Regions from separate parts of the Mus musculus genome. Here region 2 is linked to region 1. A link is a loop called in an ENCODE intact Hi-C map of the cell type or tissue named here. Cell type or tissue: left cerebral cortex. All regions are shown on one strand.

Region 1 (8,000 bases):
TTGGAATATTGATACAAAGCTTTAGACAATACATAAAGATAGAGATAACTCTTCCTGAAGCACCATGACTTTCTTCCAGGGTTTGTTTTTAAGTAGGTTGGAGGATTGAAATAACACAAAGCCATGCTTATTAGGAAGCAAAGTAATCATCTTATACATAGCTTTACCTCCAAATCTTTAGTTCAATTGTAATAGAGACATCCCAGCTTGCTTGGCTCTCTCCATAGCTAAACAACCTTCCCACCTGGAGTGTTCTCCAGGAAGATGGGAAGGCATCTTCACTAAAGTGGAAGCTGAAGGCAGGACACGTGCCCCACCTTGAAAGTAAGAATATGGTAAGAATATGGTAAGAATATGGACCAGAGACAGAGACATAGGCTCAGCTAATCTAATGTCTTGTTAATGGTTCAGAATCTAGAGAAGAGACTCAAGAGATGCCAAGTCTTCCCGAGGCACTTATAGTAAATCTGATGAATTTTAGGGAAAGGGTCTGAGTCAACCCTCAGTGTAAGTGAGTGTCCAGTGAATGACCTGAACCAAGTGATCTTTATTACACATTTCATTTTTATATCCTTGCCTTCCTGATAATTTTAACAGTTAAAAGTTACCCACTAGCTCAGTATGACTGGAGAAAGGAAAGATAAAGGTTATTCAATGGCAGAAACCAGCCTGCTAACTCCTTTGGGAATTCAAATGAGCCTAAAGAACAGACATTATTATGTAATTAAGTCTGACCAGGTGTAGTTACAATTCTCCACTGTCTTTCCTGTCATAAATATTACGATTTTAGGACAGGGGTAGAAGGCAATTGTTTTCCTTTTAAGGGTCTGGTCTTAAGGTGGATAAGGGAATTTCAGAACTAACCTTTTCTTTTCTATGCTTGGGGCTTGAAGAGAAGTGACTCAAAATTAAAGGGGCTAAAAATACATTATTTGAGTTACAAGTTCTTGAATCCTCTCACAATGAACTACTTGTATGTTTAAATAAACAAAATCATATAGATGGTTGGAGCTACAAAACCTGGTTGTTATTAAAACAGCACCAGGTTGTCACTTTTTGGAGCAATCAGACATGGCATGTGTGTCTTCCAACCGAATATGCTGACCTGTATCTCTTAGGATGAGCGTTTTCAATGCATGAGGTTTGCCAAAGCCCCCCAACCTCTTTGTTGGAAGTAGGACCACGCTGAGAATCCTTAACGATGTGTTCTTTGTTCACCTGCTTTATGGGCTTGGAGCTCTCTGAGAGTTAAACCCAGTGTGCTTTGATACAAAGCTAGCTCCCTCACCCTCTTCTCTAAGAACCCTGTGCTGGCAGCCTGGCTGTCAGGGTTAGCATCAGTTGTCAACTTGATATACCTGGAAAGAGAAAGAGACACACTAAGTGGTTTTCCTATAAGTGCCTGCGTGGGTGGGGGGGATTTATATTAGTATTACTATTATAATCATTAACAGATATTAATCATAGAAAATGTTCATACTAATATACACACGCTGGTAGGGCCACCATCCTTCTGCAACCCCTTTCCTTCCTTCCTCCCCAAACACCATTCTGAGTCCCCTAAAGTCACTCATTTATTTCCATCAAGATTCCTTTTTGTAAGACAGTGAATGCAGAGCAGAGTCCCTGTGGTGTGGAGACCCTGTCCCTGTGGTGGCTACAGAGACCACAGGACTTCTTCATGCCCTGTAGACCTATTCATCCACACCCTTCTCGAGGTTCTATCAAAGGATGGTTTAGAGGTCTTGAGATTTTTCAAGCAGGGGTCTGGGAAAATGAAATGCAATTACTTCTTGCTAGCTGTACTAAAGAATCAAGGTGCTCTGTACCTTGGTGTTCTTTTCTCTTTTCTTGGAAAAAAAATAGCAGTGGTCCAGAGTTAAGAGAATGAGCATTTGTTATTTTGAGGTAGTTTTTTTTCCCCCTGATAAAAATAAAAGAAAAGGAAAAATAAAAAATGAAAGAAAAAAAGAAAAGAAAAGAGAAAGAAAGAACACACGATCAGTTCAGCATCTCTGGTGCTTAGTAGCTTGTCCAAAGAGCTCTTGGTGTGACTGGTTGATTATTTGTGGTTTTTCAGAGTCTCATGAAGGCCATACTGGCTTCAGATGATTCTTTGTGTTTTTTCACAGTCCCATGTAGCCTATACTGACCTCAGACTTGGTGCATAGCTAAGGCCAGTCCATCTATCACCCTGCTGGGCTTCCTAGTGCTGGATTACAGAGGTGTACCTCTAAAACTGGCTTTTGTAAACCTTTCCATGGGTCTTTTATCCTTATCTGGCTGTCCACATGACTCTGGTGACTACATCTTAGAGCAGGGTCACAGCATGGAAAAATGACTCTCTTGGCTTTACATCAAGGTATCTCGTCCAGTGTTTCATGGCCCTGTAATGAACAAAGAAATGCTATTGGCACTATTGGAAGAAATTACAGATCTGAGATGAAATGTTTCCAAGCTCTCCAGTATTGTCTTCTGATATTTGAAGACTTAGAAAATTAAGAACTGCTAGAGCTAAGAATTTAGTCAAGAATGGTATAATCTCCCTCCATAATTTTTTTTATAAAAACTGAGGCCTTTGATTATGAAGTGATATTATTTCCTACTTACCTCTCGACTCATAGACCTGTGCCTCACCCATATCAAACAGCTGAGTCCTTTGTGTGGTAACTCAAAGGATTCCCTCAGTAGCTATATAGACAGATAGCTATATATATATATATTTGAAAGAAAGAAACAAGTAAGAGTGATTATCATTCACAATAAGACATGAGACATATTTCCAGGACCCCAATTCTCAGCATCAAACCATTTCTCCAATGATTATCCTTTGGGGGACTTCATAAACCATCCTTCAAAATCTTGTTTGAAACCATGATTGCCAGAGTTATGTGAAGAGTTAAAAAATGAGCCGTTGCTACTGGAAAATGCAGAGAGATTAACAGAAATAAACTGTGACGTACATGGGGATTTCTTCTCAGGTTTCCAGGTTGCTAGATGAGTCTGTCTACCTCTGCTGACATCTAGTGTTGTGTTGTGTGGTTGGCACATGGGTGCTCTTAGAAGAACCCTAATGGAGGGGGATAGTAGCCAAGGATCTGTGAAATGACAATGTATTTATTCATTAGTGAGGATAAGAATCATGAACAATAACAAGTGAACTGGAGTTTATTCTAGTCCAAAGGTCAATGTGCATATGTGCTCCTCCAATAGTTCATATGAAGATGTGTGTGAGGGCTTATTAACAGTGTTCTCTTCAGGCCGTGTGTGGTGACCCAGCACTACACCAATTTGATTCCTTCATAAAGATTATCAAAAAAGGTGTGGGTGTAGGGATTGCAATGGTCTCTCACAGAGTCTTTCCATTAACTTTTAGATCTGTAGGTGGTAATGTTAAATCAATAGAAAGAGAAGTATAAAGAGAAAGGAAAGAAAAAAGAAAGAGAAGCAACATAAAGGCTTAGCTTACAGTTCACACTAGTACTGTGTTTTAGTTGCCTTCCTTTTGTACCATCTCTGCAAGCCGCCAGGAGGTGCAGTCTGCCTTAAAATAACTTTCCAAGGCAGGTGAAAGTAACCAGGCAATTTCTGGTATGTGCAAGAAGGACTTAAGGTCTATGAAGGTTCTGCTTTGCTCTTTCTCTTTCCTGAGAATTCAGTTGCTCTACAGAATCTGACAAAACCTTTCTGAAAAGAAGGCTAGCACAGTGGGCTTCCGGAAAAATGCAAATATCCCAATGCCAACAGAGCCAGGTGTAAGAAGCGTTGCTAGGCAACGCGTCTCTAGGTGACAGCTACGTTTTACTATTTAAAGGACTGGAATGAATATTTCATTTCATATGTATAGGTGTTTTACTTGCATGTATATATGTGTATCATATGCACATCTGGTATCCTCTTGTATTGATTTAAACTTTCTGCCAAGCTCCTCTATAAAGGCAGATGAAGAAAGTAACTTTTTCCTTGGACTTTTGCTCTCCTTTGGGGTTGGTTTGTTTGTTTTGAGACAGTTCTCAACTGTAGTTCAGGCTGGCTTCAAACTCACTCTAGAGACCAAGTTGGCTTCAAACCCACGATGAGTCTTCTGCCTTAGCTCCTGAATTCCGAAATTAGGTTGTAGGCACCACTCACCATATCTGGTCAGAAAAGTTTTAAAAGAAAAAAAAAGTTCCTTTCGTTCACAGGTGACCTTCTATGAGTTATAACCAAATGAGGTGAGGTAGAATTTACAGCATGGGACTACATCACTACATCCTATTCTTGAAGCAATATTTTAATCTCTTTCAATCACCTCAGAAAACTACTTGCCATAAAGCACACATATATGTACTGATTTATTAGCATGCATCTTCTTGATACATACATTATACGAACCATCTCATCCTAGCTCCTTATCCCCGTATCTCAGACTTATTAAAGCCCACCTCATCTGTAAAACCCCACTAGCTCTGTTGCTATTTGTAGACAGAAATATCAATAACTTGGCTGAAAGTTCCTGGTCCTAAGTCTGGGGATGGGAAATCATGGGTTTATGGCGTTCACAGAGAAGTCACTACTTTGAATCATCTCAGTGACCTTTCAAGGGCTGAAATCAAACCACAGTTGCAAAAATTAACTGCTCCTTCTTCCATCTAAGAAAAGCAATGCACATTCTGGAGATACTCGTTGCCTGGCAACAAATGCATACTTCCTTCTCCTTAGACAACTTCCAAAAAAACTGCTAGGAAGAAAATTGGCCAATAAAATAAATCTGGTGGTTCTTAGTGTGGGAGGAGAGCAAATTCACAAAATGTGCATGTGGGGTGTGTGTGTGTGTGTGTGTGTGTGTGTGTGTGTGCGTGTGCTTGTAGGTGCATATGTGCTCATGAGGTGGGTAGATAAGAAAGCATAGAAAGACAGAATAGAGCACAGTAATACAGTGCCGTATTGATTAATTTGTTCAGTAATGTTTGTGTATGTGTGTGGACTGTATGAAACTACCCAGTCATGGCTAAGGTTTTCTGCTTCAGAGAAAAACAGTGTTCATTATCTTCTCAAACCACTGACTGCTAAGCTGTGTGATGATTTCAATGGTGAAGAAAGAGTACAAAGATGAAGAAAAATATTGCCCTTTCTGATTTTTGTTATTCTTTTTGTTCAGAAAACTAAGACTTGAAAAACATCAACATCTTTGTCCATTATCTGTTGCTATGGTGAGACTGTGAAATTGCTAATGAAAAAATGGGGTTTATCTTGGCTCTCAGGTATAGGTGTCGGGAAGTTCATGGTTGAGTTCCAGTCCTTTCTCATTTTCTGTCATGAGCTTAGCACTATGTCAGCTCAGAAATATCAGAAATAGGCAGAATATCAGAAATCAGGCAGGACATGTGGAAAGACAGATATGTTACAGAAGAAGGAGGAGGCATCAACCTCACTTTGCAGCAAACCACCACTCTGTCACCGCTTAGCCCAGTCTTGTGGAAACTATATTGCTCTTTTTATAAAGGAGCAGCCATTATAATCTAAGTACCTTTGAAAGAGCCCGACACTGATTCACTATGGAATTATACATCAACGTGAGCATCTATTGGAGCAAGACATCTTAAATTTATAGAAGTACTAATACTAATAACTAATAATTAGAGAGACTTTTGTTTCTTGTTCTTACACAAAGAGGACTTCAGCTTTTTAAACACAGAGGACACATGTCTTCACTCCTCTTGCTTCACTTTTGTCCTGGAGTGAATGAGATTTCTTTAACCATGTTCCATAAGCACTTCTTTTTATGAAGGTAAAATGTACATAACAAAAACTGATGTTCTAACTTTTTTTTTTAAGCTTGAGAATTTATCAGACACAGAGGGTAACTAGAGCAAATTTACAAAATGGCTATTAGGTTACCTTCAATCTAAGAAGAAGGTGCCATTTTTCCTGCAAGCAATATATAAATAGTTAACAGAATTACCTTCCCATTTAGTCAGTTCTGGAAGATGAAAAGAGAACATCTCAAAGGGGTTTTGTGTAATTCAGGAAAGGACTTACTTGGGTGAAGTATAGCTAACAAAATTAGGGTTATCAGAACATCTGCTTAACAGGGAGGGTAATTTTCAAACTATTAGCTGAAGTTTGAGGGGGCCACAAATTTAATTACCTGAAGTCTGGCCTTTGGTATCCCTTTTGAAGAGCCATAAGAGGCTCTTGGATGGCTCACAGCTCCAAATCAGGTTGTCTTACATATCACCTTATGCCTTTTATGGAAACTAGAGACACAGAAACCCAGATAATATTCCCTGGAATTTACAGCCATTGGGATATTTAACAAAGCCTAATAAGGCCACTTCCTGTCTGACTTTATTTCTGTTGACATGACAGATACCATGACAAGAAGCAACACAAGGAAGGGAAGCATTTATTTGGCTTACAATTTCAGGTCACAGTCCATTACTTCAGGGAAGTCAAGGCTGGAATGCAGTCAGTCACATCACAGCCACAGTTGAGGGCAAGGAGTGTGCAGGATTGCTTGTTCTCAGCCACTTCCTCCCTCTTATATTGTCCAGGACTCCTTGCTTTGGTAATTTTGACACTTGCAGTGGGCTGGGTCTTCTTACATCAATTAAAAATCAAGGCAATATGTCATAGACATACCGTGGTAGTTTGAATCTAACTGGCTCTTATAGGCCCAATAGGGAGTAACACTATTAGGAGATACAGCCTTGTTGGAGGAAGTATGTCACTGTGGGGGTCTGCTACTATAGGGTTGTAGGCCCACTCCACTCCATCATTGGGCACGGCCACTTGGGAAGGCAGAATGGGGGGAGTTTGACTGCCCTTATCCTGTGCCACTACCCTAGTGGTGGTGTGTGCTGGGCTGTACAGAAGCTCAGAAATACTGCTCCAGAAGGGGGAAAGTGCAGTCTGAGATGTGGGAAAGCTGGAAGTGGTTTGTGGGGTCCCTGGACTTGTGATGAGGTCAGGGTCTTGCGGTTCTCAGGGTCTTGAGCATCCAGGCACTGCTGGGACTCACAGAAGAGCAGAGAGCAGAGTCAGGGCCTGCAGGCTGGAGACAGCGTCTAGCCAGAGCCACAGGGTAAAGGGATGCACGGCTCTCTCTCATGGGGTGATTGTCTTTAGTTTGGCTGTGGTTATGGCTGGAAACACAGAGGGACCTTCTACAGGAGAGTAGGCTGTGCCTCTGTACAGGAAGACCTTTTTCATGGCTCCCCATTGTGGATCTTGGTATAAAGAGACATTCTAAGGTTTATTGTCATGGTGGAAAATGGATGCATAAACCATACCCCGTTTCTCATGGTAGGCCTGAGATTAAATACCTTTGTAGGGAGGAATGTCTGGGATGGGAAGCTTATTGGCGAGGCCCCCAGGCCTCTAGATACCTCATAAGCTTGGAGAACTCTGTTTCGGGACTATGTGAGAAGCATGGCACATGATCCAACTCAGGAGGGTGGCAGGGAGCAGAGTCACCTCAGCCTCAGGCGCATGACCACTGAGTCTCTGCGTCTGGACCTGCTCTCCCTTCCCAGACTTTCTGGCATGGTTTTATGCCCACAGGTTTTGAGGTCTCAGATACGCTAAGCCACATCCAGTGGGAAAATCTCTCCTTGCTCCCTTTGGATCAAGATGTAGAACTCTTGGCTCCTTCTCCAGCACCACATCTGCCGGCAAACCGCCATGCTTCCTGCCATGATGATAATAGACTAAACCTCTGAAACGGTAAACAAGCCAGTCACAATTAATGTTTTCCTTTATAAGAGTTGCCATTGGAGTGACTGCTGTGCTGGTGAGTGTGGGGGATAACCAATGGGGGGAGGGGACTCCCCATTCTCAGAGGAGAATGGGAAGGGGAAATGAGAGAGGAACTTCGAGAGTTGGAGGGGAAGAGGGGCTGATATTGGGATGTAAAGTTAAGTAATTAATGCAAAGAAAGAGTTGCCTTAGTCATGGTGTCTCTTCTCAGTAATGAAACCCTAAGACACATGCTCACAGGTCAAACTAATCTAGATAAT
Region 2 (8,000 bases), 310 kb before region 1:
GAATTCTTTATATTATGATTTTCTTATAAAATTTAAAAAATTAAAGCATAGATTAAAAGAAGATATGCATAGCCTTATCAGTGATTCAGACCTACAACGTACATTTTTTAACACAGTCTTAAATTAATTAGGAAAAAAAGATGATCCTGTGTTTTTCAAAGGGCTAAAGTTATAGTAAACCAATGTCACAAGGAAAAAAACCCTCAGATTATTTATGTAAGGGATTTTATTTATTCTGTATTTCAGTTTAAAACACTCAGTCATGACAGTGAAAGCAAGGCAGCAGGAGCTTGAAGCAGCTTCTCATTTTACACTCACAGGAAACGGTGAGCAAGAAAAGCCATTCCTAGTGTCTGGCTTTTTTCCACTCTGCGCCGTCCAGGGTCTCCTGCAGGGGCTAGCCCTCTCTCCAGTCAAGAAGAGCTTCTCAAAGGAACTGACCCAACAGAGACACTGCTTCACCAGCAGGCGAGGAGGAGAGCATACCCTGTCAGAATGATAACAGTATCACATTCAGTAAAATCTATGTATTGTCCACATTTGACCCTATAGTCTCCAATAAGAGGAGTCATGAAATAAAAGCAGGGAGTTCAGGAAGTGGAAAAAGATCTTTATGTTCTTCTAAACAGGAAGATGAAAAATACTGCCTACACAGAAAATAAGTGTCATCAGTTATATATAAATTGAAGAATGAATAGGAAAAGCAGTAAGCATGTGAAGTAAAAGTCATGCTAATTAGCCTGATTGTGGCAATTCACAGTGTATATAGATATTAAATGTCAAATTGTACTCTCAAAGTACACTCTTTATTTGTTACTAATACATTAGGAAAGGTGTTGCTGTGGAGAAATCTCAATTGGTAGAGGCTAGCCGACCATCCACAGATCACTTCTTTCTATTCTCAACACCATGAAATCCATATGTTATGGTATATCGGGCTAAGAAGTTCAAGGATGTCCTTGGTAACATAGTGAGCACAAGGCCAGCCTCGGCTGTATGAGAACATTTAAAAAAAAAAAAAAAAAAAAAAAAGGCAAGCTTGAGACTCGAGACTGGGAGCAGTTAAAACAAGATCTCCCTTTATAGTTCTTGTTGGCATGTAGATCATGTTGGGCATTGGTCTGATACTCACTAAAATCTGCCTCCCTCTAAGTTCTGGAATGAAAGGTATGTGCCACCATACATGTCCAGCTAAGGAAAAATACATTTCACAAAAAAAAAAAAAAAAAAAAAAAACAGTTGTCAGGATGTTCCTTTAAACTATGGAGGATACTGGAAGTGCAAATTAAAATACATAAGATGAAGTGTGATTGTTTGCTAGATCCTTATCTATCACAGCCAGTAGCCGACAGGTCCTTTGGGGGAAAGAGACTAGAGGAACAAGTCACAGAAATTCATCAGTTTGGTAATTTTCAAGATTTTAATGATTGAATTTTTGTTGTTGATTCTGCACTGATAGTACTAATCTGGGATGTCTTATTTGAAGTGTTCTAATATTGCCACTTTAAGACGGAGAGGATTAAGAATTCTTTAAAGCGGTTATGATTTCAGTTTCCTTCATTGGGCATGCAGGTGGCTGGCTGGCATGCACAGACAGCTAGCAACCTCCACTCACTCTTGAGGGATTCCAACAATTGTCTGTCATCAGAAGTTCTGAAAATCCAATCCTACATGTCAAATGTGAGAGTCGATGTTATCCTGAGTCACACGTACTGAAAACAAGGTTGGAATGGCAATGCAGGCAGAATGCTTTGCAATTGGATAACACTAGGACAGCGACACTATAATTAAGAGATACTAAAAATGATTTTTTTCTCTCCATAAGAAGGTTGTCTCTTGTAATAGAGACTCATTTAAGAAAAGACAAAAAAAAATGCAATTATTTTAAAATAAGGCTGAGGTCTCTCCTCCCTTTGTTATTCTGTGGAAACTAGGTAGGTAAGAAGTGTCAGCTATCCACACAGGGCCAAGAGCTGTCCAGTGAAAGAAGCCAGGGATGTGTGGTCCTTTGTCCCGTGACAGCTGGTTTTTGGTGGAGTGTTATTTATTTACAATAAGAATGCCCTTTCACAGTCCTGTGTTCTAACCAAACAAGTATGCTTTAGGTTAATCTCCATTTGATGGCTGCCTCTTTAATTTAAATCTACCCTGTTAGGCAGTGAAGTTAGTGAAAAGAGGCCGCCCACCATTCTCCTCAGAAGCAGTCCTTCTGACAGGGAACAGTGGAACATAAACTGCCAGTCTTTCAGCACCAAAAAAGTCTGGGTACAGAGTCTCTGACGTACTTCTTGCTGGAAGAGAAACTCGATTTTTTGCTGCATCTAATTTTTAGAAGTTCTTCTATTTTTACTGTTTACCCTTTAGGTTTAGTTAACATTTAAGAGAAGGAGAAAATAAGTTCTGTATCTCTGCTATGGTAATTTAATGCAAGTATTGAATTAAGAACATTGAGTGGGGTCCATAGGTTCGGTGTGCATGAGGCCCAGGACCCAGTCCCGAGCACCACCAATAACAGCATGAACAACAACAGAGCTGCTCAGGTTTGCTCAGAGCATACTTTTCTAGATTCCTACTTTCTGCCTGAGATTGTGGGCAGTAATGAACACTGTAAACTAATGACATTTCCCTGTACGTTAAGCAATGATCGTGGTCTCTTAGAACTTCTGCATTGTCAAGTGCTGAAAGTAAATCAGCATGAATTTCTTTTTTTCTTCCTTATAACTTAATAAATAGATCTATTCTTAACATAGATCACAAAAAACACTATAAGATCCTTTTTTCCTTTCCTTCTGTCCTCTTAGAGGAAGCACTTTGTACCTTTTCCTTTGTATATTCAAGATGACAGCATCACTCCTCTTGTGCTCTGAGGCTTACTAGAACACAGACTTGAACTACAGACCATGCACATGTACTAGAGATGGTCACTATGGGTCTAACTTGGTAAACAGTGGCTGTGGTGTGGCTGTGCTGGACAAGTTGATGGTAAAGGCCCTTGGGCTGCTCCGTCTAGATGATTTGCACCATACCACTCAGAACAGCGTGCAGTTTAAAACTTACAGAGTTGCTAACTTCTAGAATTTTCTGCTTAATGTTTTCTGCTGGATAGTGGAGAACACAGAAGCAAAGCTACAGATATATAAGGGGTTGAACAAGTTCTCTTAAAGAATCATGGTAGTACTAAATTTTATGAACAAAATTTAGGACTCCACACACCACCAAATTAAGAATTTGACCTTTGAAATGAGATAGGTCATTGATATATTTTTAACATTTTCTGAGCACTAGTTTTGTGCCAGTACTACTTACACTTAGAGGAGAAGATAGGAAGAGTCAAGTATATCTGAGTAGGTTTCATTAAACTGAGCAGAACACTAACTTCCAAAAGGAAGGAGATGAAATCTTCTGTGATAGAGATTATGGGTTCAAATATTCCAACAGAGAATGAATATAGCACAGAACCCTTAAACTGGGAATAATTGGTGAGGCTTTTTGTACTTACCACTGTTTTTGGCTCATACAAGGAACCAAGCTGTTATTTCAGCCACAGAATATCATGGTCTTGCTAAAAGGGTTTGAGCCAATAATGATGCATTAAGTAAAATATGGCATAGCCATACAATATTATCCTTTGGAAATATTTGTTGAGTAATATAGTAATATATCAGTATACATTTTTAAAGCAAGAAGTTTATTATTACAATGTAAACACAATCATAAAAATTTTAGAAGGCTATATGTTATATTAGTGACTGTTGCTGCATGTGGGTGGTGGGGTGTATGTGTTTACATGTTTATTTTTGTCACTGATATACAAATATATGTAATGTATACAAATATATGTAATGTACATCCTGGAACATTTGTTAGTTAAATATACATTAATACTAGGAAGTATTTTAAAGTCATAGCCAAATGAAATTAAATAAATAAATAATGTTTAGAAAAAGTGACAGATACAGAAAAGCATAATACTTATTAGCGTGTGATTATCATTCAAAAGTGATGATGGCTAAGGTATGATTGGATGTATTTTCTCTCTGATTTAAGAGAATATTGCACAGTCATCCCTCATATGCAGATCATCCCTCCTTATATGCAGAGCTCTCATTCCAAAGCTGCTGTGTACTGATGGGATATTTGCAAATAACCTATGCACATCCCACATGTACTTAACTCATCACTGCATTACTGGTAATACCTAATACAAGCATGCGATATGGAAATTAATGTTGTACTGTATTGCTTAGGAATTTAAAAAAATAAATTCTACATGTTCAGTTCAAATGCAACCCTAACTGAATGCTCCCTTAACTACAAGCACATGAAGGAATTTCCAAGAAAAGAATATTCAAAGGGGAAAAGCCAGAGCCTGCGGAGCTGGGAAATAGCAGGAGATTACAGTAAGGGTCATTCTTGGTAATTCAGCGTACAGCCTGGCACACAACAAATTCCGATCTTGCTTTTGGGACTTTTATGGGAAAGGGGAGATCATCATCGGTATCTGTAATTGGTTGAAGCACAGGTAAGGACTCGAGTACAGAGAGCTGGCTGTGCCATTGACAGTAAACAGATGAGGAGTGTGGGGTGATTGATTGGTAGACAGTGTTTTAGCATCACTTAGTGACCTGCAGAAGGACAGCTGACTTGCTCTTGGAGGATCCACAATGGTCACCTTTTCTGAGAAGGTGGGAAGCACTTGGACAGTCAAGGAAGTCTGATGAATGCAAGCCATTTGGCCTGAGTTAGGAACAGCTAAGCCTAGGATGGCCTCACTTGACCATGTATCTGAGCTACCTTTCAGAAGTTGCTGAGGTCTCTTACAGATCTACTGAGATGGAGAGACCCAGAACCAGCCCTGATGTATCACTTTCCTTAAAGAACAAATATTGTCTGGGGCTGCTCATCCTTGCTGTCTGTCTGAGGCTGCTCATCCTTGCTGTCTGTCTGAAGGCTGCTCATCCTTGCTGTCTGTCTGAGGGCTGCTCATCCTTGCTGTCTGTCTGAGGGCTGCTCATCCTTGCTGTCTGTCTGAGGCTGCTCATCCTTGCTGTCTGTCTGGGGCTGCTCATCCTTGCTGTCTGTCTGAGGCTGCTCATCCTTGCTGTCTGTCTGAGGGCTGCTCATCCTTGCTGTCTGTCTGAGGCTGCTCATCCTTGCTGTCTGTCTGGGGCTGCTCATCCTTGCTGTCTGTCTGAGGGCTGCGCATCCTTGCCACTATGAATTATTTTTATTGACCAGAAGCTGCTTTTGCCTAGAGGCATTTTAAAGGTGCCAGTGAGGTGTGGGCTGTTTAACAATTACAATGACTGACTTGAATTGCTATTTGTAGAGATGCATGCTCAGCAATGGCTGTGGCTGCATCATTCCATAGGTCACAGGGTGCTCTGAATTTAATAGAACTTGATTGTTACCAGTAATCCTTCTCTATCAGTAACCTTCAACTGTAGAAACAGACTGTAAGGCATTAGCAATATTTCACTTAGCACGTAACTGCTTTTTGAGTTTTGTAAAGAGCACAAGGCATGATGAAAACTCATTAGTATGTTGCTCTTAGTTCAATGTTTACAGCTTTCACTTTAATGAAGTTACTGGACTTCAGTAAGATTTTGCTTCACTCCACTTTTTAAAGTCTACAAGGACAAGTTTTCTAGAATCTTCACTCAACAATATCTGCTTTATAAGATACCTGATTGCTCCAATTTTAAAGTCAGTTGTCCCTGCTGAATGTTCCTTAACTAACCCTGAAATATCCTTATAATTTGTCGATCTATATTAGTTCTTATAATATAGATTATACTATAATCTGTGTTATATTGTAATATAATATAGCCTGGTTATTTTCTGATATTTTATCCCATATCCAACAGTATCTTAATAGAACATTTTATATTTGACCTTAAATGACCTTTCTCTATCTTTTTTGTTTGTTTGTTTGCCTTTGTTTTTGTTTTAGATGTTCTGAAACTTGGTCTTATACTGCAGCTTGTGATAACCTGAACTCTGTAGCTCTATTCATGCTAGTTTCAGACTCATGACAATCTTCCTGCCTTACCTTCCTGAGTACATGCTGGGATTATGGTCATAAACTACCATGCCCTTTTGACCACTCCTCTTTTTGCATCCTATCTTCTAACGTGCCTACCCGAATGGTAGCATAAGTACTATACAGTCTTCACCATAATATTAATATCTGCTGGATCATATTTTGTGTATCTGTCTATTTAGAATATTTTGAACTTTTCAATTAGTAATGGAAGGTGTATCTGCTCTGTAGATACCAACAAACAAAGTAGTTTTGGAGGCTCCATTTTAATTTGAGGAGAGTGCTATGTTATATTTGTGATAAATTTATGCAAGTGTTAGGTAATCCATGGAAAATTAATTCTAGGACAGAGAATGGTACTCAGTGATAGAGCATTTGTCCCACATGCCCCAGGCCAGAGGTTGAATTCTAGGAGGTGGGAGAAAGGGAGAAAGAGTGAGGAGAGGATGAATGTTAATATTTGGAGAATGAAGGAAATATGCACTGTGCTGCAGAAGTGGATAGAAGACTCCTGGATTAAACAACACTTGACCTTATAGAAGTTGAAAGGTCAGGTCATGATGCTATCTTGGAAAGAAACATCCTAGCAGGAGATAGTATGAGGTTTGCTTTAATTAAATTCAAAACCACGTGTTTCCATGACCAGCAGAAAAGTTTTCCTGAATGAATAAATAAAAGGATATGTCATTATTCTCATAATTCCCACCCTGTTTCTTTGTAAGCCCTACCTAATGTGCATATGTAGTTACCTTCTATGATCTTTTACAAAGCCTGACAAATATTTACATTCATCTTGGACTTGTAGCAGAGGCCACCCATGGAAGCACCTCTTTAAAAGCAGAATGACGCATATATGAGTTCTGTTTTAATGATGCATATATGAGTTTGAGTTTGGTTTGAATGATGCATATTTGAGTTGGGTTTGAATGATGTATATATCAGTTCAGCTTGAATGGCACATATATGAGTTTGGGTTTAATATTCTTTTGTTTATTAATGCTTATATAGAAAGTTCAGGTTATCATTTCTAGTTCATTGATACCTCAATGTCAGCAGGACTCAGGACTAAATGGGCACAATGAATGTGTTAATAAATACATCACACTTCATGCCCTCTCCCAGGTAAAGTAAAAGTGCTATGCGTCCTCTTTCCGAAGTGGTCACACTCCCAAAAAAGAAATTATTCTCCCTCTCCCAGCAGATAGATATTAACTACCAATAGCTCCTTAATTGTGGATGGAGCCCAAGAACTCCTCCCTCATCCATGTTAGCTGAATTGATCTTGTGCTGGTAACCAGAGCTAGTAACTCAAGCTCATAAGAATTTGAGTGCAGTATCCATTTCACAGATGACAGGGTTTCACAGAATTCCTCTCATTCCCCTGTTCTTGCATTCTTTCTGCCTCCACTCTGAAGATGTTCCCTGACACTTGGCTGGAACTGGATGAAGGGAACAGAGTTGGGGTATTGATAAAGGATTTTGGCTTAGGGATGGGTACTTGAAATCATTATTCTTAGCTCTAACTAGTTATGTATCTTTCCACTGACTGCAGCAGGAAGCTCCCTCTGCCCAAAGTTGAGAGCAACGCACATCTATGAGTAGAAACAAACAAACAAACAAACAAACAAACAAAATCAGAAGGAAGTTTGCTGACATGACCATTTTGAAGAGTATGTTCTACATTAGGCCTATCGCGCCCCAACCATGGGTTTACAATTACCTGGTCAGACTTCAAATCAAATCAGTAGGTTGTCCTATAATAGTTATGCCCTATTAAGCCAGTAGGTATATCTTGCCTGGCACTTTGGTATTTTTGCATGTAGAGTCTAGCTTCTTCTCCAGGAGCATGTGTTGAAGTTAAGCCCAGTTCTTCCTCCCAGCCCCATGCTCCCAGAAATAAGGCTCATACTCAAAATATATTTACAAATACCTTGGCCTGATAGCTAGAATCTTCTCT

Evidence for each region. A loop is a pair of places that touch in the nucleus more often than their neighbours do. Peaks named below come from ENCODE experiments on the same cell type or tissue, not always from the same donor. Only the 100,000 strongest peaks of a DNase experiment are listed, where the experiment ranks them.
Region 2: a loop joins it to region 1, with 5 times the contacts of the local background. A loop is called at or near these places in 2 of 42 quality-filtered maps.

What each region holds. Positions count from the first base shown.
Region 1 is chr8:67,435,104-67,443,103 of GRCm38, reverse strand. No RefSeq gene overlaps it. Among named protein-coding and RNA genes, the nearest start is that of Nat1, 52 kb to the left of the region's middle. In left cerebral cortex, a CTCF peak has its summit at 3,033 (motif pointing left); DNase peaks (open chromatin) are centred at 2,992, 3,684, 4,121 and 4,695; H3K27ac peaks cover 2,315 bases.
Region 2 is chr8:67,746,153-67,754,152 of GRCm38, reverse strand. All of the region lies in intron 11 of Psd3 (pleckstrin and Sec7 domain containing 3), which reads left to right. Among named protein-coding and RNA genes, the nearest start is that of Gm32888, 110 kb to the left of the region's middle. In left cerebral cortex, no CTCF peak of the experiment used is centred here; DNase peaks (open chromatin) are centred at 384, 1,659, 2,219 and 4,834; H3K27ac peaks cover 4,491 bases.